2 separate regions of the Homo sapiens genome follow, and region 1 is linked to region 2. Evidence: chromatin loops called from intact Hi-C (ENCODE). Cell type or tissue: PC-9. All regions are shown on one strand. Each heading gives the region's core, and the rest is flanking DNA. Links, peaks and the distances in the headings are about the cores only. Region 1 has its middle 31 kb from the start of F11R. Region 2 has its middle 29 kb from the start of SLAMF1.

Region 1 (2,909 bases), core at 140-2,639, 310 kb before region 2:
CTCTCGCCCAGGCTGGAGTGCAGTGACAGAATCTCGACTCACTGCAAGCTCCGCCTCCTGGATTCACGCCATTCTCCTGCCTCAGCCTCCCGAGTAGCTGGGACTACAGGTGCCCGCCACCACGCCAGGCTAATGTTTTGTATTTTTAGTAGAGATGGGGTTTCTCCATGTGGTCAGGCTGGTCTTGAACTCCTGACCTTAGGTGATCCACCCGCCTCAGCCTCCCAAAGTGCTGGGATTACAGGCGTGAGCCACTGTGCCCAGCCTGAAAATCTGTGTTGACTCCGTCTCAAAAAAAAAAAAAAAAAAAAGTAGCTAGCCTCATTTGTTTTTCTTTCTTTCTTTTTTTTTTTTTTTTGAGACAAAGTCTCACTCTGTCACCCAGGCTGGAGTGCAGTGGTGCGAACTGGGCTCACTGCAAGCTCCGCCTTCTGGGTTCACGCCATTCTCCTGCCTCAGCCTCCCGAGTAGCTGGGACCACAGGCGCCCGCCACCATGCCCGGCTGATTTTTTGTATTTTTAGTAGAGACGGGGTTTCACCGTGTTAGCCAGGATAGTCTCGATCTCCTGACCTCGTGATCCACCCGCCTCGGCTTCCCAAAGTGCTGGGATTACAGGTGTGTGCCACCACACCCGCCGCGTCATTTGTTTTTCAACGCAGACTTATAAAATGCAGATTACTTTGGTCGTGGTCTGTAACATCCCCAGGGAGAAAGGAATGCAGAAGGCAGAGTGGTTAGGAGCAGCCACAAAAGAATGAGGAATGAAGAAAAAGGGGTGAATGAGAAACCAATGAGAAGTGTTGGGAGATGCCATGTAACTGGTGGGGATACCCATACCCATTTTAGAACAACTTTTTTTTTTTTTTTTTTGAGACAGGGTCTCACTCTCTTGCCCAGACTGGAGTGCAGTGGCCAGACCTCGGCTCACCACAACCTCTGCCTCCCAGGCTCAAGCGATTCTCTTGCCTCAGCCTCCCGAGTAGCTGGGATTACAGGCACGTGCTACTACTGCCCAGCTAATTTTTGTATTTTTAGCACAGGGTTTCACCATGTTGGCCAGGCTGGTCTCGAACTCCTGGCCTCAAGTGATCCACCTGCCTTGGCCTCCTAAAGTGCTGGGATTACAGGCATGAGTCATTCAGGCCGGCCCTGAATTTTTCAAAGTTGCCACCACCAACACTTTGTTCTTAGTGTGTGGACAGTAGAGCAGGTTGAAGGGCCAAAAAACAAACAAGCAAGCAAGCAAACAAACAAACCAACAAACCAGCCTCATTTCCTTGTCTCTGGTATGTTGAGAAAGTGGACCCTAGAGTTCAGTACCACTCCTCCTACCTTTGAGCCCAACTCATGATTTAAGATGTTGAAGTGCCCAATAAGGACCACATGGAAGCCTCCCTCAAAGAGTGTGGCACATGCTGCAACCCATAGGAAAGGGATTAGAATGCAGGTTTTTTTTCCATTTAGGGAGGAAGGAGCAGGAAATTTAGTAGGTAAGTAAAAGTAAGTACAAAGGCACAGCTACGAAGAAAAGGTACTTTTTCTGCAACTAGATATGCTACCACTAGGTGGAGCCAGACTCTCCTGGCATGGAACTTTTTTTTTTTTTTTTTTTTGACACGGAGTCTCGCCCTTGTCGCCCAGGCTGGAGTGCTGTGGCGCGATCTCGGCTCACTGCAACCTCCACCTCCCGAGTTCAAACAATTCTTCTGCCTCAGCCTCTCGAGTAGCTGGAATTACACGCGCCCGCCACCACACCTGGCTAAATTTTTTTGTAGTTTTAGTAGAGACGGGGTTTCACCATGTTGGCCAGGCTGGTTTTGAACTCCTGACCTCAAGTGATCCGCCCGCGTCGGCCTTCCAAAGTGCTAGGATTACAGGCGTGAGCCACCACGCCCAGTCTGACATGGAACTTCTAAACAGTGATGCTACGTAACAGGCCTGGTTCGCTGGAGATAAGTAAGAGGGGATAAAAATAGTTAACCTTACCTATCTGATTGGCAAAAATTCAAAAGCTTGATAGGGAGTCTATCTGAGCCTGGGCAGGTTCTGGAAGCTGCCCAATTTAAAAAAAACAATGGCGCCTGGTGCGGCGGCTCACGCCTGTAATCTCAGCACTTTGGGAGGCCGAGGCAGGTGGATCACGAGGTTAGGAGTTCAAGACCAGCCTGACCAACATGGTAAAACCCCGTTTCTACCAAAAATACAAAAATTAGCTGGGCGTGGTGGCACGCGCCTGTAATCCCAGCTACTGAGGAGGCTGAGGCAGGACAATCGCGTGAACCCAGGAGGCGGAGGTTTCAGTGAGCCGAGATCACGCCACTGCACTCCAGCCTGGGCAACAGAGCAAGTCTCCGTCTCAAAAAAAAAAAAAAAAAAAAAAAGGAAAATAAAAGACAAATGGCTGGGCATGGTGGCTCACACCTATAATCCAAGCACTTTGGAAGGCTGAGGTGGAAGGATTGCTTGGGGCCAAGAGTTTGAGACTAGCCTGGGCAACAAAGTGAGACCCTGTCTCTATGAGAAAATTAAAAAAAAAAAGGCCACCTTTTTGATACGAAAGGAGGGGAAATAAGAAAGCATACTATATTTGCTTATTTTTGCAGAAACAAACACAGGAAGGAAAATAAACTAAATTGGTTATTTCAAGAGGTAGATAAGGTCTAGATGAAATAGATACATGATCGGCCGGGCGCGGTGGCTCACACCTGTAATCCCAGGACTTTGGGAGACTGAGGCGGGCGGATCACGAGGTCAGGAGATCGAGACCATCCTGGCTAACACGGTGAAACCCAGTCTCTACTGAAAATACAAAAAATTGGCCGGGCGTGGTGGTGGGCACCTGTAGTCCCAGCGACTTGGGAGGCTGAGGCAGGAGAATGGTGTGAACCCCAGAGGCGGAGCTTGCAG
Region 2 (2,909 bases), core at 213-2,712:
TATACACACACGCGCGAGCGCGAATGGGATAAACAAGCAGTAAGAAGGAAACAAATGCCACTTTCTGTCACAAATAAGCACATTCCTCAGCTGCTGAGGAACCAGCGTGCCTCTGCGGACATTGTATTTGTATTATTTCCAGTTACTGGAAACCTGAGGTAAATCTCACCTTAGACGGCTCAGGTCACAGACACCAACGGTTCCCTGCTCCTCCCATCCCTCAAGGCAGTGCCAGATACATAATTTGTGGGGCTCAGTGCAAAATGAAAATGTTGGCTCCCCTTGCTCAAAAAGCAAGGAAAATGTGCCAATAAAAGTACTGAAATATTAAGCCTTTTCTTTTCTTCCACAGTCTCTCTACTTGAGATGGTATTTTTTTATTTGCTTGCTATTTAATGCTGTTCTAAGTAAAGGCAAATTAAAAACTTAAATTATCATGAATTTTACTTTCTATATTTTAAAACATTAGTTTTAAATGAAAATAGAATATTTAATTCATATTTGGGATCATTGCAATTACTCAATTTCTATTTCGTGGCTCATGCATGCATATATATTTTGTTCTTATTGGAAGTGTGAAAACGCTGCGAAAACCCAACTTAACTTTTTTATTTTACTTCTTGTTGCATACACATTCTCCCAACACTCTGTGAAAGCCAGTGGCTCCCATAACGTGACCACTTTGCACTTACTTTGAGTTTCACTGAACTCCCACATATTTTGGGTAGGTCCGCTGGAGTGCTGTGCTCATGGGATATGAAAAAGGGTAACAAGGAATGGTGGCAGACATGCAGATTACATGTATCTTCCCTTCTCACCTGCATGCTTAAGCAGAAGCTGAAAGAGAAAATTATCAAGAATTTCCAGATAGTGTCAGCAGCAGCAGAGCACTAACCCAGGTTCAAGGCCCTTCTGACCTGGGGCCCCGTGTCACTGTACAGGTCACAAGCCCGTGAAGCCAAATTTACCTCAAGGACAACTAATATCTTACACCAAGACAACGGCCTTCTCTGGAAGTCACAAGGCCTGGTTCTTATGTTCCCCAGCCCCTCATATCTGTCTATGCATCAAAAGTTAGTAGAAGCTGGGCGCAATGGCATACACTGTAGTCCCAGCTACTCCCAGGGCTGAGGTAGGAAGATCACTTGAGGCCAGGAGGTGGAGGTTGCAGTGTGCTGTGATCATACCTGGGAAAAGCCACTGCCAGTCCTGCCTGGGAAACAAAGCAAGACCCTGTATCCTCAAAAAAAAAATAAATAAATAAAGGTTAGTGTGTTCCCTTATCAGTATACACAAGCCCATTTGTCTTTGTGCAAAGAGGATACTCCAGAATTAGCCTCAATTTCCAGTCATGAGTATACTCTTGTGAACTGAGGTGTCAGGATAAGTTGCTTCCCCTTGGCCTTCAGGCGGCTCAGGCAAGCTCCTGCACTGCCCTCTGCTGGCTCCAGCGCAGCAAGTTTAAGTAAAACTTAAAGCCTTGGATTAGGTCAGTGCTTCTCAAACTCTAACTTGCCAGCAAATCACCTGGGGATCTTGTGAAAATGCAGACTTTGAATCAGTAGGTCTGGGGTGGGAACCAGCTTGTCTCAACAGCCAGCATGAGGTTACACATGGAAGGTTGGCAAGGCCAGGAGCTCCTGTGGACTAAGAGAAAGTAACCCTCATATCTGGCTTTGCACAAATAAGCAGCTTGGATTGGGCCCTTGTGTTGGGACCAGGTAGGGGTACATATAAATAGACCTGGCCCCTCAGATCAGTGAGTTCATTCATTTACCACCTATATTTACCAAGTGCTTACCTATGCTAGGGGTCCCATGCTGGAAGCCACTTAGTAAGAACAAACACTGACTACCACGTATGCCCTAGGCTCTGTGCTGAGCTCATTACCTGAAAGGCTTTCTTTTTTTTTGAGGAGTGTTGCTCTGTCACCCAGGCTGGAGTGCAGTGGCGCGATCTCGGCTCACTGCAAGCTCCGCCTCCCAGGTTCATGCCATTCTCCTGCCTCACCCTCCCGAGTAACTGGGACTACAGGCGCCTGCCACCACGCCCAGCTAAATTTTTTGGCATTTTTTTAGTAGAGACAGGGTTTCACCGTGTTAGCCAGGATGGTCTCGATCTCCTGACCTCATGATCCGCCCATCTCGGCCTCCCAAAGTGCTGGGATTACAAGCGTGAGCCACTGTGCCCGGCCATGGCTTTCTTTAAGGAACAGGGCTGTGGGTTGTTTAGAGTGGAAGTGTTTCCAAAAGTCTTCATTGAGGATTTGGACTTTAAATGGTTTTTGGCCATTTAAAGGATTTGGCCAGGATAATTTTACACAACTGTTGGTATGATCAAAGCAGCCTTAGAAAGGTTCCATCTCTCATTGTCCCTTCTTGTCCAGGAATAAAAAGATCAAGCTCCTCCACAGTGTTCTTGGGCTATCTTCAAGTGCGTTTGTTAAAGTGGCAGCTCCTGCACCTGGAGAGTGTGCTCTCTCTTCCCCACAATTCTTTCTACTCCTCCTCCCCCATCTCTAACCTCCTTAGAAGACTGCATGGTGGGGCAGAGGATGGATTTAGCTCAGAGCCACCTGCACCAGCTGGCAAATGCTAACCACAGGCTCTATTCTCTTTCGCCAGCTGCTCTGCCCAGCCCTTTGCCCCAGTTGGGTGAGTGAGAGCCCACTCCTTTTGCCTGGTCCCCTCCCCCAACTCCAGCCTGCCTGTCTTTCCTCCTCTCTCCTCCACCATCTTCTCCTCCTACAAATTTTTGTCACCATCATGTTCTATTCCCATCATCTTTCCATCTCTCATTTTTCTGTTCCTCTGTCTCATCCCATCCTGCTGATTATTTTTTTTCATAACTCCCACTTTTCACCCAGACCTCACCATGCCAATTCTGCCTCTGATGTTCCAGCTGCCCAT

The links. Peaks named below come from ENCODE experiments on the same cell type or tissue, not always from the same donor. Only the 100,000 strongest peaks of a DNase experiment are listed, where the experiment ranks them.
Region 1: it touches region 2 in a loop (13-fold over the local background); 12 of 110 quality-filtered maps call a loop at or near these places.

Annotation. Positions count from the first base shown.
Region 1 is chr1:160,989,093-160,992,001 of GRCh38, reverse strand. No RefSeq gene overlaps it. Among named protein-coding and RNA genes, the nearest start is that of F11R, 31 kb to the left of the region's middle. RefSeq lists an enhancer at 23-861. In PC-9, for the core only: CTCF peaks have their summits at 1,364 and 1,566 (motif pointing right); DNase peaks (open chromatin) are centred at 1,541 and 1,951; H3K4me3 peaks cover 399 bases; H3K27ac peaks cover 688 bases.
Region 2 is chr1:160,674,288-160,677,196 of GRCh38, reverse strand. No RefSeq gene overlaps it. Among named protein-coding and RNA genes, the nearest start is that of SLAMF1, 29 kb to the right of the region's middle. RefSeq lists a silencer at 2,399-2,508 and an enhancer at 2,359-2,909. In PC-9, for the core only: a CTCF peak has its summit at 1,418 (motif pointing left); no DNase peak of the experiment used is centred there; H3K27me3 peaks cover 279 bases.